Linked DNA regions of Mus musculus: region 1 is linked to region 2. Evidence: chromatin loops called from intact Hi-C (ENCODE). Cell type or tissue: heart. All regions are shown on one strand. Links, peaks and the distances in the headings refer to the core of each region. The heading gives the core; the rest is flanking DNA. Region 1 overlaps Pde4dip (phosphodiesterase 4D interacting protein (myomegalin)). Region 2 holds the start of Sec22b (SEC22 homolog B, vesicle trafficking protein).

Region 1 (16,202 bases), core at 2,909-10,908, 130 kb before region 2:
TTCACTCTGGTTATACCTCTCGCTTATCACTATAGCACGTTCACCTTCATTTACTCCCTCGACACAGATGTGTTAAGCACTAAGTAGCAGATACTATGTTGGAGAAAGGAATGCTGCATAGGACAAAGTAACTCCTCTTGAAGATTCTGCAGAGCTTGGGTTTGGTGACTACATGGTAAATATGAAAGAAGGAGTGGAGAGTCCTGTCGCTTAGCAGTTCCTATGCAGTAACACAGGAAACCATGTAGAGAACTGGTGACTGTTACTTTATATCAACTAGAAAGAGTTTCTCCAACTAGAGAGAAGTTCCTCTTGAGACAGTATCTGAATGGACATCGGAAGGAGAAGTAGCCAGCTAGTCGGAAAGAAACAGAACCCAAGCTAGGCAGACAGAAGAGCTGATGGCAAGTGAGCCTGGGAAAGGAAAGGCCTATATGCCCAGAAGGACGCATCCCGGGAGAAAGCCACTGTGAGCTGCCTGTGTAATGTTTCATTTTCTCATAGCTTCACTGAATAAAAGTGAAAAAAAAAAGTGAACTTAATTTTGACAATTTGTCTAAGCAAATATTTCTAAAACATTTAAAACATTACAATGAGGTCAATATAAAAATAAGATTTTTATTTGAGGTCTATTTTATACTCAGAGCACATTTCAACTCAGACTTGCCACATTTCGAGTTTGAAAGAAGGGGGACACAGGCTGGTGGCCGGCCTTATTAGAACACGCTAGACAAAGGGGAGGGGACCAGTGTGACGGGAGGCACAGCCCGGGACCTAACCTCCTGTACAGCAGGGATAGTCAGGCTGGATTCATCTAAACTGGGTAAGAGTGGTCTGCGGTGTTTTATGGTCTTACATTTTGGTTACGGTTTTGGTGCTGCTGAGTGTTGAACCCAGGGCCTTCTGTAGCTATGTTCCCAGCCCTGACTGCGGTGTTTTCTAACAGAAGAGCAATCCGATTTACGTTTTTAGAAGCTCACTGCAGTCGCTCAGTGGTGATGGACAGTTCCCCGGCAGAAGAGAGATTATCAAGAATGCAGGTGGAAAGTGGCTGGATTATAAAGATAGCAGTGGTAGAGATAAGTGGATGAGTCTGGTACAGCTAATATGATGCTGCTCCAGACAACGGGAGGCTGGAGAAGCAAGGTGGATGACTCCCAGAAATACTTGAGACATTTGTTGTGGTGAATACAAGAAGTCTCCCCTGAAGCAATGTGGATTATGTCACACACATACCACAAGAGATGACTGAAATAGATCTTACAATTCAAACAGACAAACAAAACTGTCAGTGATTAATGGAAAAGCTGTGTCTATAAGACCTGGCTTTCTGTTTGCTTGGTGTAAAATCACTCTCTAGTAACCTTATGCTACAAATTAGAAATCTCATCCACAGCAAGCACAATGGAAGACACAACTCTGGGGCTGGAGATAGAGCTGAGCTGTAAGGGCATGTTTACCTAGCATGTCCAAGACCGCAGGCTCAGTCCCTAATCTCTAGTGCTGGGTATCAGGGAACAGTTTCAACATTAAACCGGCAGGAAGACAGTGCTATTTATTCGCTTTAAATCAGAGTCCTCAGAGCTCTGAAGGGAGCAACAAACTAGCCAGCCGCCCCAATTCTACTTCACATACAAGGAAACAGAAAGCTATAAAAGGTAGGCTAAGCTATTCAAGGCACAAAAAAAAAAAAAAAAAAAAAAAAGGCAAGAATTATCCAGAGAAAACTAAATTGCAGTTGGTGATGCAGCTTTTATTCCTATAAACCCAGGGCTCCCCATAATGTTAGGAACATTTTAGGGATCAAAGGCTTGTGCTTAATGACTAAGACCAATAAAAACAAAACCAAATTAAAATTAGGCCTGACTCCTACCTATCCAATGTTCTAATACTTTAGCAGCTGTCTTAGAAGCAAGATCATTTACTTGTGTATGTGTATATATACATACATGTTTATATTCACATATACATCATTCCTCTACCTATGCATACATAAACACGAGGGCACATAAATGGCAACTCTAAAGCCAAAGAATGCCACAGGCAAGGAATCTGCATCTCATGTGAACCATCTCAACATGAGTCACAGGAAACCTCAGATTCTGTAAATGACTTACTTAAAACATGAGAGGTCTTCATTTCTCCTTTCTTCATAATTTATTCTTTTATTGCAGAGAAAATGCCTTTTCAGAGACCCCCAAAGGGCACTTACTATGTTCTTCTGGATCAGGAATGTGCACTAAGCTCTTGTAAAGTACCAAACACACAAGCTTATGGAATCCCGGACAACCTACAGAGCTCGAGATCAGTGGTCCTTAGTTTAGTAGCATCAGGGTCACTCCCAGACGCTTGGCTTCTAAGGCCATGACTTAAGCATGATGTTCTTTCAGATTAATCGTTTTCAGGTCAGAGTTGGTATGCACGCTTTATCAATCTGGAAAGGAAAGCAGAGCCCAGGCCCAGTGCCGCACAAGGCTAAAAAGCAGAGTTCTTACCTCTGATTAACAGCACTTTCCTGGCATGTTCCTTCCCTTACAATAGTGAGTCACAGATCTCAAACTGCTATCATTTCTATCCTGTTGTTAATCATCAGAGACAAACAAGAACCATCAGCTAGCATAAAATTAAAGGCCCAGCCTACAACTATTATCTAATGTCTACATTTTTCAAAGGGTCTGATCCGCCTAAATAAATGACTAAGGTATTAAATGGGACAAATTCACCATAGTCCCCAAACAGAAGACCTTGACATTGTAAGGTATGAGGCAAAGGTGTGCTCTTTGAATTCAGATACAAAGGAGTCTGGTAGCTCAGAGCTCTTTGTGAACTGCTGTTTACTAAGGGACCACACCCCCCTATCATAGCTTTTCTATCTCAGAGCTGGACAATAAAGAAGGAAATTATTACCCAGCAAGACCTCAAACCTTCCTGCAGATAACCTGAAGAGCCTGGGTCTTTGGGTCTTTCAAGCGTAAAGTCCACAGAAGGCAAATAAGTGATTTGCATATATCAGTAAGCAAGACAAATATACTGTTGCTGTTTACCTCAATATAAGGAAGGAGAAGCGGGCGTGGGGTTGGAAGAGAAGCAAAGCTCTCCGGAAGAATCTTCAGGCTGGTAGTTAATACACACACAAAGGGTTAAGTGGGAGATTAAACAAAAGAATCAAAATGACTAACAGAACGGTCCGCCAGGTTTCCTTCCTATTGCAGGATTTTTTTTTTGCTTTTAAGGCTCTTGTATCTACCAGCCAAAAAAGAAAACTACCCAAACCTCACATTTATTATTCTTTGTTCATGTGCTCAGAGAAACTGGTAAAAGCCGGTCTGCCCTTGTTTCACCTGGCTGTGGTTTGACCGAACACCATAACAGCCCTTAAGGAGATTAAAAATCAATCAGATTTAACCAATTAGATTAAGGTCCAGAATAAAATAGGTATTTGGTTCACACACTTTGAACACAGTATAACTATTTTCCCTTGCATCTGTAGTTATTGGAGAAAACATAGTAACTAAAACTCTTTCTTGGAGCTCAGGGCTGTTTTTCTCTCACCTCCCAATGCTGTACACTTCACACAGTAAAGAACGAAGTTATGTGACAACAGAGCGGTACTATCCCACTGATGTAAAGCTCTAACCTTCACAGTTACTGTAACAAAGGGACTTGATCTGAGGGTACAATTATCATGGTTTACACACTCATTCAGTTTTCTTTATGGAAACCCCGAAAATCCTCCTGGAATCCTTGGATACAGAAAGTGGGTTCTTGATTTAAAATAGGTTAAGGTGATACGCTTCAGGCAGTGCAATTAAATGTACAGAATGAAAAGGTCTTGGCAGAAACGGGTGAGGGAACTTTGGCTCAGCAAGCCTCTTATTTAAACAAACTTTCCAACACTCTTAATGAGGGCTGTTCTTGAAAATCCTTCCCAACTCCAAAGCTGGCTGATTCCAGGCAAATTACCAAAAGATTTTTTTAAATTAAATATGGAGTAAGGAAAATCTTGTTGTCCATGGAATCTTCAGGTCTTCAACTTGCTGCAGTATTAGCCACAATTGAGAGAAGAAAATATATTAGTTCCCCATGGTGACTAGCCTAGTTTCAGATATTAAATTGAGATTTATATAAGTGTTCAATTTATAGTATCTATGTATGGTTACAGAAACACTGTTTGAGCCAAACATATCAGTGGGGATCCATTGTAAAAAAAGAAGTACCCAAGTGCTGGGCATATACAATGCTTAACATTTCACACAAATGAAAGTACTGATTTTTTTTTTTTTTTTTTTTTTTTACTTTTTGATAACACTTTCATCTGTGCTGATTCTGATAATTTTGCATAAACTTTAAAAACATTTCTTGCACTTTCTGCTAAAGTTCTTATTGGTATACAAAGTTTACATGCAGCCTAAGTATGCCTCAAAAATCTCACTTAATTGTAATCTCAACTTCATTCATTACCAGACTGTAAGTTTCTGGACCCCTGTTGCCTGAGAACTAAGCTTCCCTAGTGACTTCTAGACTGTCCACCTTAGCAGTGAGTGGTACCTCTACAGAATCAACGTGCCAGGATATTTAACAAAGTTAACTGAATCTAGCATTTAGTGTTGCTTTAGAAATGAAGGAGTACCAGGTCCCGGTAAATAGCTGAACTTAAAAGGGTGCTGTGAAGTGAGTATTTCATTGAGTAGATGTGAACAACTTAAATTAAGTGAACTGCCATTCTCCAGTTATTAAGAAAGTCGAGAGTAGGTTGAGTGAATCCTTCCTTAACAAAGGAAGAAAAAGCTGTCTGTGCAGTTTTCAGCTTAACTTCATGAGTGACAACATTTGAATCGCTAAGTATTTTCCACGAACAAGTCACCATTAGCTCTGAGATGACCATTAATTATAACAAACACTGCCCAGATGTTCTTTCTAATGCTTTCCTGATGGGCTAATAGTTTCCACTCTATGTGCTAACCATTTTGAGGCATCTGAGGGATGAAAAGCTTAAAGCTCCAGGGTGAACTTGCCAGGAACCTAACTCTAACTCTCTTACTGAAAGGCAATGGAAGAATATCATTCACAAATCTAAAAACAAAAACCAGCAACAATCAAGGGGTGGTGTGGGAGGACAGTTTCCGATGCCAAAAGTAAGACTTCTTTCTGCAGAAAAAGAACCTTTATCTTTTGTTACATATAATTCTGACAATAGGAATTGTTAAACTGATACTGTTTAAAAGGCTTCTGAAAAGTAATTTATGTAAGTGTAAATCACATTTACTAAGGTGCATAAGCAAAAAGTATAGCTGAAATAAGCTCAACAATTAATTTTTTTCAAGCCTAGACCACTTACTATCCTGGAGCTAAACAAACCATGGGAAACCTGTGGACGGCTCATGAGAAAAGCACTATAGGTAGCCATTGTGTATACCTGGAACCCGATCGGCAAATACTCATCACAGAGATCATCCCACAGCTCCTGTCCGTCTGAAATCTCCCAAGGATAGCTCACAGGCGTCCTGTAAAGGGGTTTCAAAGGCCTGTTAAGGAAACTGGAACTAACTCCGTTTGTCAGGATATGGCCAGGCTTGGCTCCAGGTAGGATGGATTTCACTGGAATAGGAAGCTTGCTCCCTCTGGGACTCTGAATGGGCTTATAATCAAGACCTTTAATCATGCTAAGAGCTAGCTCCAGTTTGTGGTTACACAAATGCTGTGGAGCCTGTTCGTCAGAACAGTAGTCACACTTTACAAGTTCTTTCGCACTTCTCTCCGTTTCCTCGTCTTTCTGTTGTGGAGGACTAGCCTGGACACTAGCATCCAGAGACTCCACGGAGGAACCTGGTGTCCCTTCCTCCATGCTTTCTCCATCCGGGGGTACTTTTGTGCTTGCTAAGTCTGGTGGCCCAACCTCTGACAATGCCGGTTCTTCAGTGCAAATGCTGGTAGACCACCTGCTAGAGGGGGCATAAGAAATACTTCGGGCCACTTTTCGAGGCACCTTACAAATGGCTTCATAGTCGGAATCCGCAACCCGCAGAGCTGCACAACCGCGACATCTCCTGGGTCGGTTTCCGGGCCCTTCGGAAGCATGACAGCTGTGTGAGTCGTTAATCTGATCCTCATTTTCTACCCAACACTCAAATCCCGAATAGGCAAAGTCTTCTTGGAGCAGCGCAGCGTACCTCATATCTGGCAAGCCGGAAATGTCTACTGTCCCACTCCCCGCCTTGTTCTCCTCGCCAGAGTCATCATTATTCTTCCGATACATACTGGCAATGCAGAACTTGAGGCGATCCTTTTCCAGGAGCAGCTTCTGTAAGCGCTCAAGAGAAAGGGCTTCGATCCTGGCAATGACAGTATCGAATCGATAGATGCGATCGAGCATGAAAGCGCACTTGCTACAAGCAAACTCGGCTTTGCCATCACGAGAGACATCTTTGCCTAGGACGTGCGAAAGCAGAACCTGGAGGTTGAGCTTGGACGCGGTATGAAAGATCCAACGCCGCTGGTTTCCACACAGCTCCCGGGCACAGATCCTGCAAATCTCTTTCATCTTCACTCCTGGAGGGTGCGGAACTTCTCTGGAGCGGCCAAAGCTGCGGGTTGCTCACCGGCTCTGGGATGCGGTCCTCTTCCCACCTTGATGGTCTGGGGCTGGCATGGCCCAGTCCCAGGTCCTCACTGGGCAGGGGCACACCTCAGCGTGCGCAGACTCTGGGTACCACAAGACCAGCCCCGCCCCTCGGGCAGGGGGCGGGCGCGGGCGCAACACCGATTGGGATGCTGAGTGACAGGGTACGAGCTGCGCGAGGTCGCTGCCAGGGCCCCCACAGCTGTCTCTCCCGCGGGCTGCCTCGTCCTCCACGTCCTCCGGGGCGGGCAGTCTAGGCTCTGGGACAGTAAAGTCGGCTCAGAGCTGACGCAAAGCCCGGGAGATGAAGCATCAGATTTCAAGATGGCGCCGGGATAGGCGGTCTCCCCAAGCCTCCTCTGGGAGATGTAGTCCGACCGCTGCGGCTCCGCGCATGCGGGCTGGCGAGTACCTCCCCTCGCCTCCAATCCATTCTCGCCTGCTAGCCCGGTAAAGCGGACTTTGCTCGGAGGGGGAGAATGCAAAGTGAGATATAAGGCCAACGCCTGGCTGGTTTACTCTGATAAGATCTCACCAAATACACTCCCCAATCCTTTCAGGGAATCTCTCTCCTCTGCTGGATGCCTTGAGGCTCCTCCCAGAGGAGAAAGCCCAGTCCCCTCCCTGTCTGTCTACGGTCAGTGCCACGTACACTGGATGTGGCCTGGCGGTGCCACTAGGTACCGCTGCGCCACCGCCTTCTGACGCCGCCCCACCTCCTCTCCTAACTCTGACTCTGGGGTCAGAAGTTCCCAAGCTGCAGATATGTTTGGGGAGAACCTGATAAGTAGAGGAGGCAGGTTGAAAGAGTTTGCCGACACCAAACTAAGGTTGGACCTTACTTACTACTGGATTGATACAAGAAAGGAGACTAGTGTTTCTATCAATGTCACGTGATGTGTGGATAAGCAGGCCTAGGTGTTTTGTCCTTTTCTGAAAGTGGGAAATGGACCTGTATAATGCAGGCACCTGAGAGTCCAGTAAACACCAGGTGACTGGATCTGATCAAGATTTTAAAGCTAACAAGAGAATGGGCTTTGTCAAGCTTCAGGCCTCCTGAGAGAGTATCACGAATTCTCTTTCAGGTTCTGGTAGACAACTTCTGTTGGAAATGGAAGAAGGGAGACAGACACTTCTTTGAAAGTGTTTTCAATTCAAGTACTTCAGAATTAGGGCTGGAAATTCACTGGCATAGTTAGTACCTGGTTTTACTATTATACAACTAAGTCTTCCGATCCTTTCCTATAGAACTTCACCCACATAAGAGAACCTGGAGCAGCAACTGGATGAGATGCAGGTATCACAAACTGTTGCCAGTAAGAAATTCACTTCCTGGCTTTAGAGGCAAGTACCAGAGGAGGAACAGCATCTCCAGGAATCCCTTGAACTTCCTCCAGGGCAGGAACTCTGGGTCCCTAACTAATGACTTTTAGATTCAAAAACTGTGGGGCTAGGGCTATCGTGATCGTTCTAATCACCTAAACAAAATCCTGTAGCTTTGTATGCCAAATAGCTTTGCATATATAATTTCATCTAAAGACACAGATTCCGATCCTCTAAGCCAGACCATAAAATGGGACTCCAAGTAAAAACCGCTGCGTTTTTTTTAAATCCTTAAATGATGTGAGCTTGAAAGTCAAAAGAAACTGAGCATCTGTCTTTGAAATCTACAACAGTCTATTAAAGACAGAGTTTCTGAACTCACTATGACAGATGGACAGGCAGAGAGCACCCTACTTCCTCCTACATAAACTACTCCAAAATTACCCTGAAAAATCGATAGTGAGCTTTCACAGCAGAGCCAGCCTTCGCATGATCATTGGTGTTTAAAATAACTTGATCCTAGTCAAAAGATTGTGCTGCCTCGATAACAAAGCTTGAAGCTTAAATGAAATTTAAAAGAAACATTACAATAAGCTTAACATTTTATGACCCTTATCATCATCTTCATCACAGTTTGTAGTTAACAGTAGCTCCTTTAAGAAAGGAAACAAAATGGGGTAGAAGGAACAAGATGAAGATATTTTATTCTCTATGCTATGAACCATTTGAATTTAGGCCAAGAACTATTCAGGTCTCACCTTTAATTTTTATTTCATAGAATTTAAAAAAATTTAGATTTAAAATATTGTAAATGAATGTTTTACCTGCATATATGTATGTGCACTACAAGTGTGTGTGTGTGCTGGCTGCCCCAGGAGTTCAGAAGAGGGAGTTGGTTTCCCGGAACAACAGTTCCAAATGGTTATGAGCACCATATGGGTTCTGGGAGCTCAACCCAGGTCCTTGCAAAAGCAGTAAGTAGTTGAGTCACCTCTCTAGCCCTAATCTTTAAATGTAAGAAAGATCCCACAGGTAAAACCAAAGGCTGTGTCAATTTAACATCTCAGGTTCTGCTTAGACCTAAGCCATAAAGCTTGACACTGAAGGGAAATGCTGGTTAGCTTGCATGATGTACATACAATATGGGCGACTTAATATGAACAAAGGTTCAACTAGGGATGTATAAATTAATAATAATGGTTATATCTTGGAGAGTAAAATGGATATTTATGTTCATTTTCCATCATTTGGATTCTATAGTTCTTTTTTAACAATAAATATACAACACTTTGTGATTTAAAGAATACTTCTTTAAAGCAAGGTAGGATGCCAGGCTTGGTGGCACATACCTTTAATCCCAGCACTCAGAAGGCAGAGACAGGCAGATCTCTGTGGACTTGAGTCTACATTTCAAGTTCTAGGTCAGTCAGGGCTACATAGAGAGATCCTGTCTTAAACAAAGTAAGATAAACATGTTTTTACATAGTTGTGCAACACTGTCCAGCAAAGAAAAAGAATTGGCTCTGATGTGTGCTTCATACATGAATCTCAAAAACATGGTAATGAAAAAAGCCATATACAAACAAAACATTTTGTGTAAAATGTAATTGTTTCAATCATTTGAAGTAAAAAAAAAATAGGAAAAATACATCTATTGTGGTGGAGGTTAGAAACAATTTCAGGATTAAAGGGTGAAAATTTAATTTCAAAGAAAAATGTGTTGACTAGTTTTATGTCAACTTGGTACAATCTAGAGTTATCAGAGAGGAGGGATCCTCAAGAGAAAATGCCTCCTTAAGATCTGGCCATAGGCAAGCCTGTGGGCTGTGACTCTATGGAGGTCAAATGACTCTTTCACAGGGATCACCCAAGGCCATCAGAAAACACAAATATTTACATTATGATTTGTAAAGGCAGCAAAATTACAGTTTTGGAGTAGCAACAAAAATAATTTTATGGTTGGAGCTCACCACAACATGAGGCATTGTAGTAAAGTGTTGCCACATTAGGAAGGTTGAGAACCACTGCTGTAGGGCATGTTCTTAGTGATTCATGGGGGAGGGCCTATTTATGGGTGGTGTCATCCCTGGGCTGGTGATCCTGGGTTGGAAGAATGGGGGATAGACTTGAACTAGCATGAGGGGTCACGGACACCACAAGAAGACCTACAGAGTCCACTAGCCTCAGCCCATGGGGGCTCACAGAGATGAAACAGAGCATGCAGGGGCTGGATCTAGGCCCCCTACACATTTGTAGCATCTGCAGCTTGGTCTTCATGTGGGTGCCCTAACCATTGGAGGGGAGACTGTCTCTTGATTCTGTTGCCTGCCATTGGATCTCTTCCCCTAACTGGACTGCCTGGTTGGACCTCAGTGGAGGAGATGCACTTAATCCTGCTACTACTTGATGTCCCAGGGTAGGGTGGTACCCAAGGGAGTCTTCCCCTTCTCTAAGAAGAAAAGAAGGGGGTAGTGGGGTGGGGATTTGTAAGGGTGGAACTGGGAGGACAGGGAGCATGGGGGTCCAGATAGGGATGTAAAGTGAATAAATAAATTAACAAAAAACAAAAAAGAAAGAAAAGAAAGCTAAGATACCACGTGGAGCAAGCCAGCAAACAGCACTCCTCCATGGCCTCTGCATCAGTTCCTGACTCTAGGTTCCTGCCCTGGCTGCCTTCAGTGATGAACAGAGATGGGGGAGTATAAGCCAAATAAAAGTTTGCTTTTGGTCATGGTGGTTTATCACAGCAATAGGAACCCTAACTAAGACAGAGGACAAGACAGTTTTCTGGGGCAGTAAAGAGTTTCTGTGCCATGTCTTGAATGATGCACACATGAGTTTGTGCAGGTTCCAAAGCTCATGAAATTGAGCACTTAGAGTTGTAGATTTGATGATAGTATATGGTAGTAAAATGAAAAAGATATATTTTTTTTCAGCTATGCATTGCCTAAATATTTTTAAACCTTTTAACAGAAAACCATCTCTTTAGCACAGAATAGCTTTGGACATTGGGGAGATAAAATACAGTTTGGAAGACATTCTATAAATGGCTCAGTCACAAATTTTGAAAAAAAAATAGTTCTTGTTTAATATGAATTTTAGAAAACAATTTCATATACATATGCATCCCATACATTTATGACTGAAGCAATATATGTAATTAAGATGAGACCAAGGATTTTTGTGATTTGATATAGGATGATTACCACTAAAATTTATAGAAGACACATAATAGAAAATTAGAGAGTGGGTTTCCTAGTATTCAGTTTTAAGTACATTGTCAAAGGGCGATATCAGTAGTTTGTTCGACAACAAACTGGGAGGGATGGTTCATGCCTACAATCCTAGCAGGTAGGAGATAATGTCAAGAAGATGAGTTCAAGGCAGTCTTCAGCTACATAGTGAGTTGGAGGCTAGCCTTGACTGCATTAAAATCCTGTCTCCAAAAAAGAAAGAATGAATTAAAATAACTGATGAACACATTCATTACAACTTAGTAACTTAGTAGTTACTACTTAGAGGACTAACCTTAGGTGAAATCACTTACATCTGTCTGGGTCTTAGATCCCTAAGGAACAATATCGTCAGAAGCTATCTAGGAAAGACTAAAGCATCCAAATGAGTTTCCTGGAGATGGCTCACCATTTTCCATGGCCTTCAATGGGTGAGCTCTAGGATGCAAGGTCACCAGGGACCTCATCATCCTAGGATTGCTCCTTGCTGCCAATATGCCATTGCCATCACTATTACATAGTCTAATGATTCCTGGGCATTAGCCCACCCTATGGAGCAAATTTCCTACAGAGCCAATATGAAGACATACTTTCATATAGTAATGCTGTGTAGATAAATTGATGATTTCTTAAATTTCTAAATTTGTACAAGTAACTTCAAACCTGCTATAGAATAAAGCTGCAAATAGAGCTCTGTAAACCTTCATGTGTCACAGGCTAATTGTACTAGGACAAGAAAGCAGGCATGAGGGCTGGAGAGATGGCTCAGAGGGTAAGAACACTGACTGATCTTCTGAAGGTCCTGAGTTCAAATCCCAGAAACCACATGGTGGCTCACAACCATGAGATCTGACACCCTCTTCTGGTGTGTCAGAAGACAGTACTTACACATAATAATAAATAAATTGTTGGGCCTGAGCAAGCCGAGTTGACCCGAGCAAGCGGGGCCAACAAAAGTGAGAAGAGGTCCTAAAATTCAATTCCCAACAACCACATGAAGGCTCATCTGTACAGATACAGTGTACCCATATACATAAAATAAATAAATAAAATCGAGAGAGAGAGAGAGAGAGAGAGAGAGAGAGAGAGAGAGAGAGAGAGAGAGAGAGAGAGAGAGAGAGAGAGGAAGGAAGGAAGGAAAGAAGGAAGAAAGAAAGAAAGAAAGGAAGAAAGAAAGAAAGCAGGCATGAAACAAATTTGCGATCAAGAAGAAGGTGGGGTCCAAGGATGAAGCCACAGGTGTGCACTATGATAAAGCAAGGCCATGTGAAACTGTTGCTTTGGACTTATAAAGTGCCTATAGAATGAAACACTACTTTGAACTTACTATCAACATCCTTCTGTAACATGTAAATTTATAAAGAACTTTTGTCTAAGAAGGTAAAGAAAGGCTAGAAAAGAAGGTGAGAAGAGTGTGGAAAAAGAGTGTGGCATCTTGGACTCTGCTCCATCTACCAAATGTATGTATGTATGTATGTATGTATGTATGTATGTATGTATGTATGCATGCATGTATGTATGTATGTATGTACACTTAAAAGTTAAAAGAGTTTAGAGTTTCCTGCTGGAAATTCTTGCTAGCCCCAGATAACTAAGTTTAATTCCGACAGTAGTACTGACCCCATAAATCGCCTGTCACTGTTGTGGGAGGGGGGCATCTGCTATCAGCATGACCCCTATAGCCAATGCCATAATACCCCCTTTTGCAACCTGCCTCTGTACCCTCTGATGCCAACTCTAGCTTTAAAATGAAGTTTTAAAATAGAAACAACAGTTTCACACTTTAGTATCCATCAGATATATGGGTGTGGGGGTAGGTGGTATTAAAATACAGATCAGATTGCTTGGACCTAACCCTTGTTTGTATTCAGTAAGTAGATCTGGGGTGGGGCCTGAGAATTTGCATTCCTAACAAATTCCTAGATCTTGCTGCTCTTGGTGCTGCTGCTGACTTCTGAGAGCTGTGCTTTGAAAATCACCAAACTTAAAAAAAAAAAAAAAAGATAAAGAAAAAGAAAATCACCAAACTAGAACTACCCTAAATTGAATTCAGGAAAACAAAACAAAACAAAACAAAACACCTTCAGTAAAAAGATCAGAAGTTCTATGGGGGCTGGAGACATGGCTCAGCGTTAAGAGCACTTACTGCTCTTGGAGAGGACCCCAGTTCAGTTCCCAGCACCCATATGATGGCTCACAACCTTCTGTAACCTCAGTTCCAGGAAACCTGATGCTCTCTTCTGCTCCCATCGGCACTGCACACATGTAGTGCATAGATACACACGCAGGCAAAAGACACATACACATAAAATAATTTTTCAAAAGACAAAAAGGTCAGAAGTCATATAGGTTAATGGAAAACATCTATCAAAAATAATAAAATTATTTTTATTATTAAAATTATAAAATTAATGTTTAATTTAAAAGAAAAAACAAATTATACCCCAGTCAGGGATGGCAGCTCATGGCAGTGTGTTATCCTTGCACTCATGAGGTTGGGGCAGGAAGACAGGCACTGGTTAAAAGCCAGCCTGGGGTTACATTGTGAGTTCTAGGCCAGCCTGGGCTACAGGGGGCAACCCTGTCTCAAAAAAAATTATAAAAAGGGGGGGGGGAGGAACGGAGGGGGAGGAGAGACAGAGAGACAGACAGAGACAGAGTGGTGAACAAGTATTCTTGTATTAGGGTTTTGTTCGTTTTGTTTTGTTATGGGTACCTTTCTCTTTTATCTATTAGAGAACTGAGAGGTTTCTTTTGGAACCAGTGTCACTTTGAATCCACTGTGTGGCAATAGAGCTGTGGTGTTTCTAATCTCTAATTTTGGCTTAGGAGGGAGTTTCCAAAGAAAGGAGAAGTGGGAAACCCCCATGTTCCAAGCCAGCTGAACTGGGTTTCACTGGGTAACTATTCTAATTACTAAAAGCTCTGCCCCACCCCCAAATGATTCAGGGATATAAGATGAAACAAACAAACAAACAAACAAAAGAAATGTGATGTTTCCAAGGAAAGCCACAAAAGTTAGGCTTTGTGACAACACACAAACTGGTGCATGGCCTCCAGGTGCTAGAAATAAGAAACAACAGTGCTTCCCACCACTAATGTAGCAGCGGGAAACTCAGACTTTATAAGAAACAAAGGTGCTTTCCACCACTAATGTAGCATTTGGAAACTCAGACTTTCAAAGCAGGAGACTTCCAGTCTGTCTACAGATTGCAGGCATGCATGCTAGCATTCCTAACTAAGAGAAATAAGTTTCTCTTGTTTTTAAACTACCAGTGTAGCTTTTTGTTACAGCACTATAAATGGTCTAAGACAGCACTTAGATCATTATCTTTCCAGATATAAGTAAACAGCCATTGAATGAAAAAACCAGTGTCTCCCCTTTTTGTCTCCATTTACTTAAATCATTTTCATGCTTTACAGACCAAAATTTTGGCTGCTTACCATGGTCCAAAATGGTTCCTCCTTTCTATATTACCTTACGTTTTCCCTGCATAAGTGATTTTCATAGGTGATAACTTGTGAGAGACAAAGACTATCCCTCATACAGGCTGTGTTTCTCTTCAATTGTCAGAGCCCTCAGCATTCCATGTAGATCCTGCTGATGACACTGTATGGAACCCCACTCTCTACCTCCTCTGCAGCTCCAAGTATCAGAGCTATGGCTGCTTTTGCCGAGGTCTTGTGCCTGAGACCTGTTACTAATGAAGGTTATGACTGGGAGCGGATAATGCTGAGTGAGGGTTTTTATATGAGTCTCCAGTTCAGCATTCATCAGCTTAACAAGAGGAACTAAAAGCTTCTCAAAAGAAGAAGAAGAAGAAGAAGAAGAAGAAGAAGAAGAAGGAGGAGGAGGAGGAGGAGGAGGAGGAGGAGGAGGAGGAGGAGGAGGAGGAGGAGGAGGAGGAGGAGGAGGAGGAGGAGGAGGAGGGAAGGAAGGAAGGAAGGAAGGAAGGAAGGAAGGAAGGAAGGAAGGAAAGAAAGAAAGAAAGAAAGAAAGAAAGAAAGAAAGAAAGAAAGAAAGAAAGAAAGAAAGAAAGAAAGAAAGAAAAAAGCGCAAACCTCCTTATATGAAGTTGTCTGGTGTTGCCTAGGCTACAAATCCCTGTAAGGGTTTCCTTCTCCGTGAGCATTCAGAACACATTCTTGCATTAGCCTCCACGTCAGATCTCTCCATGGAAACCCTGGAATGTTTACTATTTTAGGAAATATGTCTGACTGTAAGCAGTGCTGTTTACATTAGTGCAAAAGAGACATGAATGTAAAAGCTTGAGTATCTTCGGATCTGAGTGGGAAGGTCCTGTTTGATTAGTTAGCATCCCTCCCCAGTTCTGTTGCTCTGTGCCCACAAGGAAATCCTGTGCCTACAGTTTGTTTAGCTGTTATTAAAGAAAATATGGGGAAAATACAAAGTAAGAATTCTTTCCGATCTCTGTTTGCAAGTACACAATTTCCCTGCTTCCACAGTCCCTAGTTCTGGTTTTTTGTTTTTGTTTTTGTTTTTGTTTTTGTTTTTGTTTTTGTTTTTTTCAAAGGTTTGGAATGAAGTATCTCCTGTTCTGTAAGAAAAAAATATCAATAGCTGGAATGGCTATCAGATTTCCCCTGTGCTATTGCTCCCTTCACTGAGGAAAAGAAAGGGGCCCTTTAACTGTCTTAACTTTCCCAACTGTCCAGGGAAACAGGTGGGTGAGGTGCAGCAGCTACTGGGTACCCAGGCTCTAAGCGGCCCTGAAGGAACACCCAGAAGGACTACAGGCAAACCCGGAGGGGTACCATACTGGCTTGCTACATTTATAGAATTATAAAATCTTTGAATAAAGTTAATAGATTATCTAATAGAAGCTCATAAATATTGTGCTAAATAATTTTACTAAATAGATGTCATGGGACAGAAAGGAAAAACAGCTAAAATGTTAGTAAGATTAATGTAATCAAATAATAAGATGCAGAAGCCCCTGTCTTTTTTTTTTCTTTTCAAATTTATTTTATGTGTGTGAATGCTCTGTCTGCATGTACACCTGTGT
Region 2 (16,202 bases), core at 5,371-13,370:
CATTACTAGATAAAATGAGAAAATGTGGTACCATAACATTTTGTCCCAATCACCTCCACTAAGAATCTATTACAGGATCCTAAGGTAAATTTGAGAAAGGGCTGATGGGACAAGTTACAGGTTATTTGCTTTCCAGAGCTGTTTGGATTGCTAGCTTTAGTACTGTCTCCGTTCCCCAGAAATTGTTGCACACCTAGGGAACAGGGGGCACATTGAATTGCTTCATGGCCCTGTTTCCATATTCAACTAGTCCTTCGGCACTCTCGAGTGGGTTTAGAAAGGAGGGGTATAGGGCAACTGTGTGAGCGTGACCCCGGCAGCAGGGACTTGAGGACAAAACACTGTGAAATAACCCGAGAAAGACAAGAAACAATCTAAGCGTATAAAGCCAAATCCAAACAATCTAAAATTATGCAAGAGTAAAGCTCCATGACGCAAGCATCCGAGTGTCAACTGAGTCTACTGACTTGTTTTCCCCCACAAAATATAAGCTACCGGAAGCTTAGGAGATGGCTCCATGCGTAAGGATGACAACACAGGCTCAGATCCCTAGCACCTGTGTACAATCAGCTTGGCGGCAGGCAAGGGCTGTGCTGGGCTGTTCTCACTGCCTTCCCTGCAGTCAGACTCCCAGTCTTCTTGCATAAATTACAGCTGCTCCATCAAAGACCACACCAGATACATTGCCCGCATCTTTTTTTTAGAAATTTCCCCCTCAAGGAATTTAGTTCCAAGGCCGAACACCGACACTGACATCCGATTCCTCGGGTACCACTCCAAGATTCTGCTCCCATTTCCTAGAGCCTTCGGGGCTAACCGTAAAGGCGGTGTGCAGCGCGCAGCGGGGCTGAAACTGGATTTGCGTGGCTTATCTACAAACGGGCTAATGAACCATCCCCATTACACGGCTCTAGATCTATAAATAACCTATTTCGATCATGGCTTAAGATTCTGAATGCTTAGAATTTGGTTCTGCTTGGTGATGAGTTTTGCCTAATATCAAAATTTAAAGGAACAAAATTCCATAATTTAAAAAGACAATGCCGTTTTTTTTCCATACTTGAGGCAGATGAGCAGTTCAGTGAAACTGCTAGTACCTCCGAAGCAAGGAGGTATTAGAACTTCTGACTCCAGCCAAGATGGGGCAAGCATATCAAATTAACCCTCTCACCGTGAGGAAAGGATCTGAACAATATACACGCAATAACGCTTGTACATGAGAACTGCATCCAGCTTCATGCGAGATCTTTATTTGAAGGCATCAAAGTGTGTCCAGTACAGGTAGGATATGAACCTATGGTTCTTAAGCTGCGCTTCGTGAGCACTGTGGTGATGCTGGGCTTTCCATCTTTAGTGGATTTCCAACACTTGGTACAAGATAACAGAGTCCCGGTAGGAGACATCAGCCAGCTCTGGGATAAGTTCGAATCTCCGGGCAGCCAAAGTGGGTGGACTGCAGAAAGCTCCCAGACAGGGAGAAAGCTCAGAAAAGAGTCCACCAATGGAGATTAAAATCCTCACTAAACTGGTGGCGTACCTCACGACTAAACTTGGCCTGCACAAGACCAAGGAACCCAGCAGACAAGAGCTATTCAGAGTCTAACGAGCTAAGCACTTTTAGCTCCCAGCAGGAGCTGGACTTCAAGCTTTATGGTATATAGACACCCACTCTTGCAGATGAGGCCACAAAAGGGAAGACCGCACTCTGGGAATCAGGGCACAAGGTTACTGAGAGAGAACAGGTATGACGAAGCACAGAACCAAGCCTCTGCAGGATCACAGGGCTCTGCTAGGCGTTCTTTCCACCTTCCGGGGGAAAAAATGTACCTCGTTAAAGGCAGAGAATACCAGCAAAGCCTCTCTGTTTTTATATCAGTGTCCAAGCCCAACATAAAATTGTGAACCATGTTAAAAGTCAAATCCAAATGATTAAACACTAACAGAAGGTTTTAATCAACTAAGAGTCAGATATTAGAGTCGACAGGGAGCTTAAATAACCAGGCTTAATGAGCTTATAAAACTAGGAAGATAAGATGTGCAAAAATGTAAAGATTTGGTTCAATATATAACTGAAAAGTATGTTGTTGATGATGGTGATGATGGTGGTGGTGATGATGATGATGATGCCACCAGACTCTTTGAAACTATAAGTTACTGGAAACAGGAATCTGTGGTGGCTTGAGTGAGATGCCCCAATTGTCTCAGGCATTTGGATACTTCCAGTTCAAGGCCCTGTTTGAGCAGGTTGAAGAGGTGTGGCCTCGCTGGAGGAAGTATGTCACTGGGACAGGCTTTGAGAGTTTAAAGACTCCGTGGCCTTTCTAATTAGCTCTCTCTGCTTCACACTTTCTGTTAATGATGTGAGCGTTTCAGCTTCTGCTCCCGGCCCCACACTTTCCATGCTTCTCTGCCCTAATGGCTTCCCCCAAAGAAGCCCTGATTCCTATAAGTTGCCTTGGCCGTGGTGTTTCATCACAGCAGAAGAAGAGTAACGAATGCAGAACCCTTTGCTGTGTTTCCCAACGGTGTGTCCAGCAGAAGTCAGGATCCGTGGTCTGGACGGTAGCCCCATCTAAGCTGACGGAGAAAGGCTGGAAAGAGAGCAGGGGACCAGCTCAGCACAGTTAAAATATCTAACGTGTATGCGATTTCAGTACCTGAAAGAGAGGAGAGAGAATGGTGTAAAAGCAGTATTTGGGGACATCTAGACTGGTGTCTTCTACATGTGACAAAGGAACATGGACCTCTCAGACGCTGGAATTTCAGGAAACTTCTAGTCAGACAAGAGAAGAGTGTCTGTCAGAAGTAGTAGAGGCCATTTCAATTCATAAATATGTTGAAGAAGCTCTCCAGTTGAAACAGACCATTTGACCATGCAGCTGGCTCCGTATGCCACAGAGTTCCACAGCACTGGGCGTTGTGTGAGAGTTCCTGGGCGGGGGACACGCTTGGGGAGGGGCTAGAAATGTTGGGGGGAGAAGAGCATGGGAAACTGTGTCGCTAACATCACTAACTGGAGCCATCTGTCCAATCCGCTCTGAAATCTGCCAGAAATAAGGAGGCCTCGGGGAAGTGGGAAGTAGTAGGTTTGATTATAGTGACTGGAAATCAAAACCAAAGTCTTTTAGGCCATATAGTTAGTAAGAGTTTCGGTCATAATATCAGGTGCTAAAAAGCTGAAAGACCCACTTCCAAAAATAAGATTCTAGAAAGGATAATTTAAAAATTATTTACATGACATTTATTTGCAGGCCATGGGTGTATCTCAGAGGAAGAGCAAATATTCAGCATGTACAAGGCATTAATTATAATGAAATTATTGTAATAAAATAATATGTTTATATTTATTATTATGCAGAGAGACATATTTTCAAAATGTTTATTGAAGAAACAAAAAATGGTAGACACTTCATAGTACACTTAGTAAAATAGGCAATCACAACAACTTTTGCAAGCATGGACACTTAGGCGAACTAACTAACGGCAAGCATATGAATATGAGAGCTATGAGCAATCACACTCAAAAGTAGGGAAAGGTTAACAAGATGGCTCAGTGGGGGAGGGCGCTTGCTGCCAAGCCTGATGACCTCAGTTCAACCCCTGGGACCCACAGGATAAAAGGAGGGAACTCATTCCCCTCAGTTGCTCCTCTGACCTCCGCATGTACGCCATAGCACAGGTCCATGTGCTAGTGCTTGCTCTAGCATGTGAACACTTGCACACCCACTACTATAAACAAACATGTGTGAAAAGTGAAACGCACACATATGTGTGCATCGTGCTCTTTCTTTAAAAGATGTGTTTGTTTCGATATATGGTTGTTGGCTCACATGTGTGACTGTGCATCACATGCATGCAGTGCCCATGGCGGCCAGAAGAGGGCACCGTGTCCCAAGAATTGGAGTGACAGACTGTTGGCCCCCATATAGGTGCTTGGGGTTGAACACAGATCCTCGGAAAAAGAAACCAGTGCTTTTAATTACTGAGCCATCTCTCTAGCCCAGAATCCTGCTTTTTAATTACAGTCATCTGAAATACTGTGAGGAAAAGAAATCTAAACATTTAATGAAAATCATCAAAAACCCTAACAGAAAAAATCACTATGTATGTAGAGGGATATTTGAGAGCACACAGGCAAATACAGTGAATAAATATATTTTTTAAAATTACTTACTTTATTTTTTGAGATTATAATTATTTTCACCTTCCCTTTCCTTTCTCTAAACCCTCTCATGTACCCATCTTACTCTCTTTCAAGTTCACAGCTTCTCTTATCACTGTTGTTACATACACACACACACACATACACATACACACACACACACACACACACACACTCCTAAATATGTAAATACATCCTGCTCAGTCTGTATCATGCTACGTGTGTGTATGATTTTTAAAATGTAAAAAGATAGACATTGGATTATATAACATCCACCCCCACTCCCCCAAAAAGAGTACTGAGATTAAACTTCTCCCCAGCTAAAGGCTGGCAGAGAAGGAACAGCTGGTCCAGATCTCAGTTTCTGAGATCACCATGACAACACAGTAGGCCAAGGTAGGCAAAGAGATCAAGATCACTTCCACCTCCTGGAAGGGCTCAGGTTCTCCCGTGGGTTCTGTTGTAGCTGCTCACTGAGGCTTACGACTTCTGCATAGTAAGCAGCCCGTGGTTCATCTGGGGAGAGCCTGCTGTTGTTTGTTTGTTTGTTTGTTTGCTTGTTTGTTTTTTTCAGACAAATGGGGTAAGCCTGCCTATTTGGGGTGTGTGAAAGATATTAGCAATACCTTTGGGTTAACACAAATCTAAATCCATTTCCCCTGCTTAGTTTGACATATAACGAAAATCGTATTGATCTGGGCACACACTTGTCACACCAGCACTTGGGAGGCTGAGGCACAAAAGTCTTGATGTCAAGACTAGCTGGGGCTACCGGTAGTGAGATGCCTTGTATGAATCAGGCAAACAAGCAGGCAAGCAGTCAATCGATCAATCAATCAATGCATTCTTTTTATAAAGTGGTATCAATACTTCTCAGATTAACTCTTTTGTTTATTTCTCAGTTTAAAAAAAGAAGGCGTCACCATGCCTTAATCACCTAAAATTCTAGCTCAATTTTAATATCATTTTAATATCTGCAAGAAGTGACAAGATACACAAACAGATTTTTTAACATGCTTTTTAAAATGTGCATGGGTATTGTATGTATGTATGTATGGGCAACATGTCTGCTCATGGTGCCTTTGGAGGCCGGGTTCTCTCTGCGAGAGCAGCTGGTGTCCTTACCCTCTGAGCTTTCTCTCTGGGAGCTGCTTCTAAAACTGGGATTTGGGTTGTGGCTGTCCAAGGGCTTTGAGAAAGAGGAACAGTGCATAGAACTTTGTATCTGGCTGGGACCACATTCCCTAATGACCATGAGAGAAAAAAGAGAGTAGGCATGGCTGAAAGATACAACCTCAAGATATCAAAAAGAAATTACTCAGAAGTAATTAGGTAATTTCAGCCACTCTAAACCACTAGACGAGTAAAGACCGTGGAATAAAAGAAACAGAAGCTGGGAGGCTGGGGGACAGGAAGACAGGCATCCGAGGAGGCTACAGAGTCAATCAATAGTAGTTGAGATGGGAACTTGGGGCTCCGTGAAGCCACTAAGTCTCTGAGACTAGGAAAGCAGAGACTCAGGCCTAAGGACAGAAGAATGGGTATGTGGAGAAATCTACCATCCAACTCCTTAATAATTCACACTGAGGCAGGGGAAGCAATAGGGTTGGTTGGCTGGGGGTGGACAGAGACAGGGCCAGGTAGAATGTGATCCCTGTCAGCATGAAAGAAATAGATGGAGACTATGTCTTTGTTTACTATGAACTGGGTTGTATAGAGCAGTGAGGATTTTCTTCAGCCTTTGAGACATATCAGACATTCACCAATATCACAAACACCAAGACAGTGGGAGGCTCCAGGTGCTGTGCCCTAAGAGCTAACTCTTTCTTTCTTCTTAAGATTTATTTATTTATTTATTTATTTATTTATTGAATGTATATGAGTACACTGTAGCTGTCTTCAGACACACCAGCAGAGGGCATCAGATCCCATTACAGATGGTTGTGAGCCACCAAGTGGTTGCTGAAATTGAACTCGGAACCTCTGGAAAAGCAGTCAGTGCTCTTACCCACTGAGCCATTTCTTCAGCCCCCAGCTAACACTTTCTTTACACTGTTTAGAGGCTTGTTGTGCAAAAGGTATGTTTGTTTGCTTGTTTGCTTGTTTTTAAGTTGAAGTTCAACCTTTCTTTGGGGGTCTGCCAAAACCTCTATCTTTTTCACCCCAAGAGATGAGTGGCCTGGCCCTGCTTTCTACCTTGTTTCCCTGACAAAGCAAAGAAACCAGGTAGACACCACAGCTATCTTCTAGAAGGCAAAGGGCAGTTTTGCTATGGTCCATTATCTGAACCATGCTATTGAACGTGGCAGTGATTTTAAACAGGGGCTCCCACCTGGCTTATAGCACATGCTTCGTTTCTTTTGCCATTTCCACTTCAGTGACTGGAGGGAGTGTGTAAGTGAGATTGTAAGGAGCTTTAGCCAGGGAAGATAATTCAAAGTAGCCTGTACTTAATGACCAGTCTAGATTGGTGCTGCTGCAACCCCAAACCTAAGCCATGATACACCCCCAAAGGCCCCCCCACATACACCACGCACCAACACACACACCCTGTATACCCAGAGTCTGCAATGCCTGGAGGCATCTCCAAAGGGTGAGCACAGGCCAAAAATAATAACATAATATAATATAACATAACACAATACAACACAACACAACACAACACAACACAACACAACACAACACAACTGAGTTGACTGGCATGGAAAAGGACCAATCAGAACAAAAGCTGATTTATGTAGGCCAGAATTCAACGTTCTTTTGAGGTTACATTTAGAAGTGGAGACTGAAGAGGGAGATACTCAGCCTGGGAGCCATGTACTAATCTGTAAGAAAGTGTTCCTTTTTTAAAAAGTCATGAAGAGGCACTAGTGTGTATGGGTGTGTAACATGCTGAGCTGAGTGAGTACACAACTGTCCTGCTCGCTTTGATGGCACCTGGAAATATCTGTCATTGCTCTAATCAAGTCTTTCCCAGTAGCAGTTTAATATATTATTAATTTAATTTGGGTATGTGCATTGTTCAATTGCTTGGTATGTTTCAAGAATTTTCTAGCACGGCTAGCTGTGAGTCAGTCCCCTGCCTGTCCTCATTCCCACTGCCAAGGGTCTAGAATTTGACTCATTTCATAACATTGTGTGTTGTCAGGTTTTAGGCAGGTGAAGGATAAACATGAACTTCAGCAATTTGAATATTCTCTCTCTCTCTCCCTCTCTCTCTCTCTCTCTCTCTCTCATTTTTTTTCATTCAATGTAAAATAGTCAAGGAGGGCCTTCCCTGGATCTAGCACAGAGCTGCTCATCATTACATGGTGGTGTGTTGCTCAAAGGGTCAAAGACCAAGAGCTTGAAATCACTAACAGATGTGAACAGGATAATGTGCATCGAGTTGGAAGCAAAAGTGACTCAGATTCCAGAGTTCCTAAGGTCTGAGGCGCTGATCAGATATGGTACTAGCTTTTCCCGGTTGCCCATTGAGCAACCTGAGAAGACCACACCTTCCCTTGAAATAACAATTCCAATGCCTGAGGGCACAAGAATCATGCTGTATGTTTAAAAGGAAAACCTAGGGGTGCAAGAAATGGTTGGTAGAGGGCTGGAGATGTAGCTCAGTGGATGAGTGTCTGCCTGGCTTGTGTAAGGCCTGGGTTGGCTCCTCAGCACTGGGCATGGGGTGGGGTGGGGCAGGACTTGACCCAATAAAGAAATTTTGTAACTAAAATGAACCCCAAGAAGCCTAATCAAGAGGAGTGGAATTTATCATAAAGAAACAATGATAAATGGCAAACGTTCATGAAAAGACCATAACTAACCTACTGTTTTCTGTGCTAACATAAAAATTACAAAATCTTAAAAACCATTTAAAACAAGCAATGGCATCTGAGAAACACTCAGGCAACGAGCACATAGGCCTTGGAGAAAGCTGAGAGCACAAACTGAAACAAACCTGAGAGGCAGCTTCTCTGAACACGCCTCCTACTGTATCCATAGGCTTTCCACCTGCACCCGAGCTCCCTGAAATAACGACACTGAGACTAAAATTATCTATGAATAATTATTCATAAATACTGCCCAGGCCAAAAGCTTTGGCTAACTTCTGTTAGCTCATAGGTCAATCAGCCCACTTATTCTAGTCTAAGTTCTGCCACGTGGTTAATTATCTCTACATCAGCATTCAGGCAAATCTCTTCCCTCACCTCATTTTATCCTAGAAATCTCTCTCCCCACTGGAACTCCTATTTCCTGCCTCAGCCAACAGCCAACAGTATTTTATTGGCAGGTGATGCTTCCACAAGAGAGTCTCTCTACATTCTATGCTTTGCTCTCTCTGTTCCCCGGACCCACATGGTGTAGCCTTATTGCCAATATTTATGCCATTATCCCCTATTACTAAAATTATTCTATCGGATCAAGGACAATCATTTGAGATCATGGTAGAAGACATATCTTTGTTGAGTGGAAGAAAGAAGTTAAAGATCGTGGTATCTGTAGACTATTCTAAATGTATTATGATTCTACCAAATAAGGCATTATACACTCCAAAATTGATTTCCACTCCACATTGGCTCAGGTTGCCAAATGACAGGTGTGAGCTGTGGCAAGCAAGGGAGGATGTGATTGTAAATACAAGGCCAGCATAGGTGAGTTCTAGGCCAACCAGAGCTGCATAGCAAGACACTGTCTGGAGGGGGGAATTATATATGAAAGAGGAGAGATAATATGAGAGAATGCTTATTAATCAGTAGCTAGAGCTGAACTTGAGCTCAAAGCCTGTTTACATCACTTCTAACTACATGACCTGCTTGGAAAAATCTTTGCAGTCTTCCCCAAGTATAAAGTGAGAGCCTTCAGCTAACAAATTTCACAGAGTTGTTTAGTTAAATGTTCAGATAATCATAAGACACTAAGTATTTAGCAAAGAATAGTTATTACTAATGTAATAAGTATATTTGTATAATTCCTTTCTTTCTTTCTTCCTTTCTTTCTCTCTCTCTCTCTCTCTCTCTCTCTCTCTCTCTCTCTCTCTCCCTCCCTCCCTCCCTCCCTTCCTTCCTTCCTTCCTTTTCTAAGTTTACAAAACCCCTGTACCTCCACGTTCTTCTCATTTAATATTTACAAAAACCCTCTTGAGGCCAAGAATATCCCTATCTCATTGATGAGGACACCAAAGAAGAGAGAGATGAGAACTCTTCCTTAACGGTGATTATCTAGAGGTTGCTTCAAAAGCAAGTGAAAACCAAATTACTGGAAAGCCTGGTAAGATTCCCCTTTCTATACCATGATAGAGGCAGCCAAGAACCTAGATTTGGGGAGGCTAATGATGTATGTGATCCCCCTGTACTTCTTCATTTATTAATATATGCATATATATACATATATATATGAATAAATATATATAATACTAAATATTGCTGATCTCTTTTTAAAAGTTTCATGTGTGGGGGTGGCTTACTTCCGCTCCTGCCTGTGCAGCACGTGCATGGAAAGGTTGGAGAGGCCAGAAGAAGGTGTCAGATTCCCCTGGAACTGGAGTTACTGATGGTTGTAAACCAGCATGCGGGTGCTGAGTTGAACTCCGGTCCTCTGAAAGAACAGCCAGAGTTCTTGATCCCTGGGGCGGTCTCTCCAGCTCCTATTTGCCAATCTCTTACCACAAACTGTTTAAGAACTTTGTGACAGTATAAACACCCAGGCCAGAAAAACCCTCAAGAAACGAATCTCTGCTGAGACATACACAGATTATAAAATATTATACATAAAATGCTCTGTAAAAAAAATCTGAAAATACATAGCTTTACAGTTGCTTCATACTCCATTCGTCTAAAAAGTTCGCTCTCAGTCACCTTTCAAGCCCTACTAAGCTTGAGCGCCACTCCTCTTGCAGAGACACCACTTAGTGGAAACAAAAATTCACAAATGTGGGCGGGACTTGGTCGGAGGAATGACTGCGGAACTAAAGTTCCCGGTGGTTGTGGTTCTCGGTGGGAAGCCAATTGAAAGGACCGGTAGTGGAAAGCTCTGAAGTCGTTTCCGGCCACCTCAGCGGGAAGCGGAGACGCCAGCGGCTAGCTGTTGGGGACCTCAGCCGGAGGTGTAACTGGCCGCCGCCGGAGAAGAAGGGACAGTGACTGAGGCGGCCTGGTCTCCGTAGCCAGGGAAGATGGTGCTGCTGACGATGATCGCCCGTGTGGCGGACGGCCTTCCGCTGGCCGCCTCGATGCAGGAGGACGAGCAGGTAAGCTGCTGCCGGAGCCCCGAGCTCGCCCTGCTCCCGGCTAGTGAGACCCTAGCGACCTCACAGACTCCTTCCCCCTCTTCTCGAGAGCTCTTTTACCGTTTGCTCGTGAAAAGACTACCTGTGAGAAGAAATCCTTGTGGAAGGAGTTAGAGTTATGGTGGTAACTGTTCCTCTCTACACAGAAGCCCCGGAGAAAGCTTATCCAGGTTTAATTTGATCACCCAGTTTGTGATGACTTTTTAGGGACCTTCTTAGAATTTAGGACTTTTCTTTTGGGCTGCTGTTAAGGCTGCTGACTAATATATCTGGGGAAGACCAACCCTTGGTTTCTTCACCTCGCTTTCCTGTAGCTCTTGATCCTTGACCTAGCTCGATGACATATTTTGATAGAGGATGAGGTAATATTGCCACTTACAAAGTTGTCAAGGTTCAGTAAAGTGCCTACTTTCACGGCTATGCCTGATTTTCTCCTGCTCTCATAAAGTATATTATTCAGATGAGCCCAAGAATATGATCCGGACAAAGGAGATTGGGGGCTGGGAGTCTTAGAGAACACTTCCTTTGAAAAATATTTTCCCCGTGAGGGGTATCAGTGGGGTAGAGATGGGCAGAATCTGATCAGTTGCACTGAAGTCTAATGGAGGAGAGGGACCAAAGTGGGTCTGAAATGCTACTCAATATCAGTGGGCCCCTACTCTCTGCTTTGAAATTTTTCTGAAAAAAATTCATGGATTCTTTCTTAATTTTAAACTTGGTATTTATTTGATATTGGTCTGCCAATATTGGTTTGTTTCATTGATGAGAAGTTCTCCACAGAAGTGTTTTGTTTTGTTTTTCTGGTTGTGATTTATCATTTCCCTTTATTAATTTTGATTTTAAATAATAAGCCTTTCTGAACCTTCAATGTCTGCAGAAGCATCGGTCTCAGACTCTTGTTTTACCATCATGATAGTAGACAGAACGTCACACACAGCCTCATATAGAACAGCACTGTCCTGAGAGTGCTAGGGGTGCTATTTCTCTGGCCCTCCTCATACCACCCATGTCAGAGTGTGTGCTCTTATTGCCCTTCACAGGGGCTCTTAGGCTTAAAGTCACACTGCTAACAAGTAGGGTAATGGAATGTGCCCAGGGTTGTTGGTGGTGCTGGTGCTGGTATGGTGCTTTGCTTTGCTTTGGGGGTTGGTCTGTTTTTATCAGGGACTGTTCCCATTTGGAGCTGGTTGATACTTTGTTGGGAGAGACTGTCCTGTGCCTTGTAGGGCGTCTATCCTTGGCCTCTACTTCCAGACGGCAGTAGCAAAAGTTCCTTTAGGGACAAAATCAGGCCTGGTTGAGAATTGCCAGTTTCAGTAATCAGTATTTTATTAAGTAAGCTATTGTTTTTAAAATCAGTATCAGTTTGGCTCTAGACCAGAACCTTCGTTCCTAATCATTATTCTGTACTGTCTTGTTTAAGACTTTTCAACCACGTAGTCACTTCTTACTAATGGAGAAATAACTTTTTTTTTTAGAAAATTGGGACAATTTCTAGATAGAGCTTGCCTTGAACTGACCCCACTGTCTTAGCCTTTTGAATGCTAGAGTTACAGGTGTAGACCACCACACCAAACTCAGAAATTGCATTTAAGACATAGATTATCTTGACCAAATAGTCGTATATTAAGTACTCTAATTGTCTAAGCCAAAGTAATGCATATACTTTTAACTATTTGTACTGATACAACTTGAGTTATTTTTAGATATTTACTAGGAGCCAGCCCCTGTGTAAGCTCTTAACTGCCTTATTACTGAAGATGACTGGTATTCAGCTAAGACAGGAAGGAGAGTAACATTCACATATAATATAGACAGTGTTTTATACAGTGTTGACTGCTTACCTAGTAATTTAGGCTTAGGACAGGTAGAGAAACAACCTTCTCTTTGAAATCCCAGACTTGCTAACTGATAATCTTGTCCCTTTCCTACTCTTTCTTTTCTTTTTTTCTTTTCCCTATAATGACGTTTTTCCTTTGCACTTTCTTCTATCTACCTCTCTGTTCTGTCTGAAAAGTATTGTATTTGCGCTGTGCAGCCGAGCCGCCTTGCACCCTTATCACGTCAGGGCGGTTACTATAATTCCCTGTAGAGGAAAATGGCTGCCTCTTGATTCTTGGTCCAACTGGCCTTTGACCGGCTGAGTCCATCAAGGATTTATCAATGATAAGACCTAGCTAAACATTCTTGGAAAATGCTAGTGATCTTTGGCAATATTGAGGTAAGAAGTGGGCAATAATGGAAAGGGGACTCTGATGCACCTTCATGAGGTCATCCATCATCCATGATGTCCATGATGGGGTGGAACTTGGCTGTCTAATCTCTCACCCGTGCCTGTTAAGTAAACTTGGTATACTCATTGGTTTGTAAAACAAAAACAAAACTGAAACATTCTTAGAAAGGTGAAGGGTGATATTTGATAGCACTAGTTGTCCACTAGGCCTAGGCAAGATGGGAAAAGTCCTGAGGTTCTGAGGAAAGCATTGTCTTGTACCTTTTGTAATATAGAGGTGGATAATCTTGTTTGCCTCATGGCCAATCCAGCTGTTCTCCCTCTCTTCGTTATTGGATCACTAACATATCCTGTGGAGTGGACCGAGGTTTGCTCTCTGTGTGAAGTGGAAAGCACAAGCAGGGCATCTAAGTATTTTTGCTGAGCTAAGGGACTGTGAGCCCTTTGTGACTTTGACATTGAAAGCTGTGTCTGTCTGTAAAGCACTGGTTAGGTTGTTTTTGTCGGATCTTCCTTAGTTCTCACACAGCTCCGTGAGCTTTTCCTGTGAATTACATGATTGACAAGACTTTGTTTAGAAGGTGGATCTACTGTTGAAACACTTTTAATCATGGAAGTGGAATGTCACAGTGCTTGAAGAGGGGCTATATGTGGTCAGATTATCTAGGCCAAATCCTAGCTCTTCCCTTTCTAGCCCCATAGTGTCCTTGGCAAAATTTGGTTTCTAAAATAGAATATTGGCATAATAATTCTAAGCACCTCCTAGAGTAAGTATAATGATTGTGAGCTAAAGTATGTAAAGTGTTGAAATTAGTCCCTGCACAGAAAATGAGTATTAACTTTGTTTATTTTTGAAGTGTTTTTCTGAATTCTAGCCTGTCTTTAAATTTACAAACCAGAATTGCACGTAGTACTCTTTGTGCAGAGATGGAGTGAGCAGGGGTGGGTGAATGATTTTATACTACAGGATTTACCCATGCCATTTAGAAAGGTTGGAAACTTACATAACCGAAAGTCCAAGATGCTAATCATGCTTATTTTCAGTAAATCTTTACTCAAGATATTCTCATAATCTTCCCCTCCCCCTCTCTCCCCCTCCCTGTGTGTGTGTAAAATTAATGTGTTATATTTAAGACCAACTTAATTTTTCCATTTAACAGTTGTATATGTTGAACATTGTCTCACACCATTAAATATTTTAATGGCTGCCTAATAGTCTATTATGTGAATATGCCAAAAAAATCATTATTTAGCCAAGACGGTTTTGTTCTTAGGAATGATAATGCCTGCTGAACCAGCATTAGTGTTGGCTGTCATACTATAATCTATGTAGATTTGTCCCAGTGCATGCCATTACCTTTCTTCCTTAGCACATTCTGAAATTGTAGCATGCTTCCAACCATTTTATCTTATAATTGATATGACTTAGTTTTGTTCTCTCAGGCTGTAGTAATACTTACATTATACCTTGTGAGGTTGGAAGGGTTGTGTTAATCTTGATTTGATTGGCAAGGTTGTGGTTTTGTTTTTGTTTGTTTGTGGATTGCGTTTTCTTCAGCTTTACCTTTGAGGTAAGGTATTCATCTGCTTTTAGCAATTGAAAACAGTTGTTTTATTGATTTAGGAATGGAGATTGCACGTAAGTATTTTTTAAGATCCCTACATGATTCCAGTGTGAAGCCAGGGTTGACAATCATATATATTGATCTTCATTATCACTTTATAACACTTCCAGCATTAGTTGGGCACATGTGCTGTTGTGGGTTCAGATCTCTTCATACCATATAATGGCATGGTGAAGCAACTAGATTGATAAATATCATTCACATGTCAAAATAGGATATTGTGCATTACTTCTTAGTGACTGAAAGCATGTGACAATATTTACAAACATGTACTTACTGACCAGTCATGGGTAGATGCATGCATGCATGCATACTGCTTAATATAATAATGCCAATATAATGTTATAAGGTAATAGTTATTATAAGGTAATGTTTAATGTATGAATTGATATAATATCCACATACATACATACATACATTGACACAAAAACATTTTCTCAAATGAATAACATTATAACAGATCATTGCCATAACAACAATGCTAAACAAGATAAATGGTCCACAGTTATTCATTGAGTGTACTCTGCCTGACTCTCTTGGCTTACATTACTTCATTACTTCATTTCTTTTTGAATTTCAGGTTGTCATTTTTCTGTCTCTGTACCTTTGCATACCTGCCATGTTCTAACTGCCTCCTCCTTTGTGCTGTCAGCTCAGTAGTGTCTTGTCTAGAAGTTTAATATTTCATGGTGTGCTTCCACAAAGTTAGACCCCAGACCCAGACTCTGGGAAAACTATTATAAGCACTTTTACTTCGGTGTAAAGAGATCTCTGCCAAAGGAAGGCTAGTCTATCTTTCAATACAAAATAAATAATTCTATAAATGGAATAATTTGGGCTTTCTGTTAAATGGCAGTGTGTGTAAACTGGGTGACTTACAAACAACAAAAAACACTGAGAAGTCCAAGATGACAAGGTTAGCGGATTTGGTGTCTGCTTCTCATTCATAGATAGCAACTCTGTGAGTCTTTGTGAGGTACAGGGGCCAATCTAACTTTCTGGAATTTCATACAGGGACATCACCCTCAACCATTAGCACTCCATCATCATGACTGAGCATCTCCCAAAGGCTGCACTTCCTTCCATCAGCTTGGTGGTGAAATGCCATAAGCTTACAGGTCTGGGCAGTAGAGACCTTCAGGCCATCGCTAGCAGGGCGTCCTCCTCTCTTTCTCAGGGACAGGGTGGATTAGCAATGTGTGTTGTTTCTCAGTCTCATGTACTGCCTTTCTCCTTTGAATCTAGTAGGTTAGTAAGGTATGGTGTTTATCCTTTTAAAATGATGCGACTATAGAATACCCCCTCCTCTTCTTTTTAATAAATTGTTCAGGGAAATACATCCTAACCATTTGAGTGTTGGCCTTTTTGTCCAGATCCCTCTTTATTCCAGCTTGCTACCTACACTGGAGAACTGGATAGAGTGATGTAATAAAGGATAGCTGCCCATTTTGCCTCACTAGCTGCAGGGCCAGCGTTCATGGGGTTTTCAAGCACAGGCACGCACATACAGTCTTAGTTAAATGCTCTTCCACTTTGTGGAAGGTTCTGTTGATAATCCAGCATTTAAAAAGAATGAGTTCTCAGAACTCTCTCTGGAGTGTGTGCAGGATGGTGCTATGAGATATCTAATGGTAAAAAGCACACCAAATACTTTGCATATAGTTGACATGCACAGGTTTTCTTCTTGGCACTTACATATTGGGATCTTGGAAATACTAAGAGTTAGGGTTTCTCATTTGTTCTAAAAGTAAGACGTTTTATTTTTCTTTATTGAAATGAATCTTAATAACTGCTAAATAAAGGACCTTATTTACCTAATATTCTTGTGATATCATGATCCTTCTAACTGATATAGCTTTGTGTGATGTGTGTTAAATTTTCCAATGAAGCTATCTTTTTTCAGTCAGG

The links. Peaks named below come from ENCODE experiments on the same cell type or tissue, not always from the same donor. Only the 100,000 strongest peaks of a DNase experiment are listed, where the experiment ranks them.
Region 1: a loop joins it to region 2, with 2.5 times the contacts of the local background. A loop is called at or near these places in 5 of 42 quality-filtered maps.

What each region holds. Positions count from the first base shown.
Region 1 is chr3:97,761,058-97,777,259 of GRCm38, forward strand. All of the region lies in intron 8 of Pde4dip (phosphodiesterase 4D interacting protein (myomegalin)), which reads right to left. Among named protein-coding and RNA genes, the nearest start is that of Gm46816, 21 kb to the left of the region's middle. In heart, for the core only: a CTCF peak has its summit at 7,297; DNase peaks (open chromatin) are centred at 6,034 and 6,964; H3K4me3 peaks cover 2,481 bases; H3K27ac peaks cover 1,874 bases.
Region 2 is chr3:97,891,024-97,907,225 of GRCm38, forward strand. Sec22b (SEC22 homolog B, vesicle trafficking protein) reads left to right here and starts at 10,204. Exons shown (of 5, transcript NM_011342.4): 1 at 10,204-10,397; 2 at 16,198-16,202. The coding sequence starts at 10,323. In heart, for the core only: no CTCF peak of the experiment used is centred there; a DNase peak (open chromatin) is centred at 10,168; H3K4me3 peaks cover 2,287 bases; H3K27ac peaks cover 1,413 bases.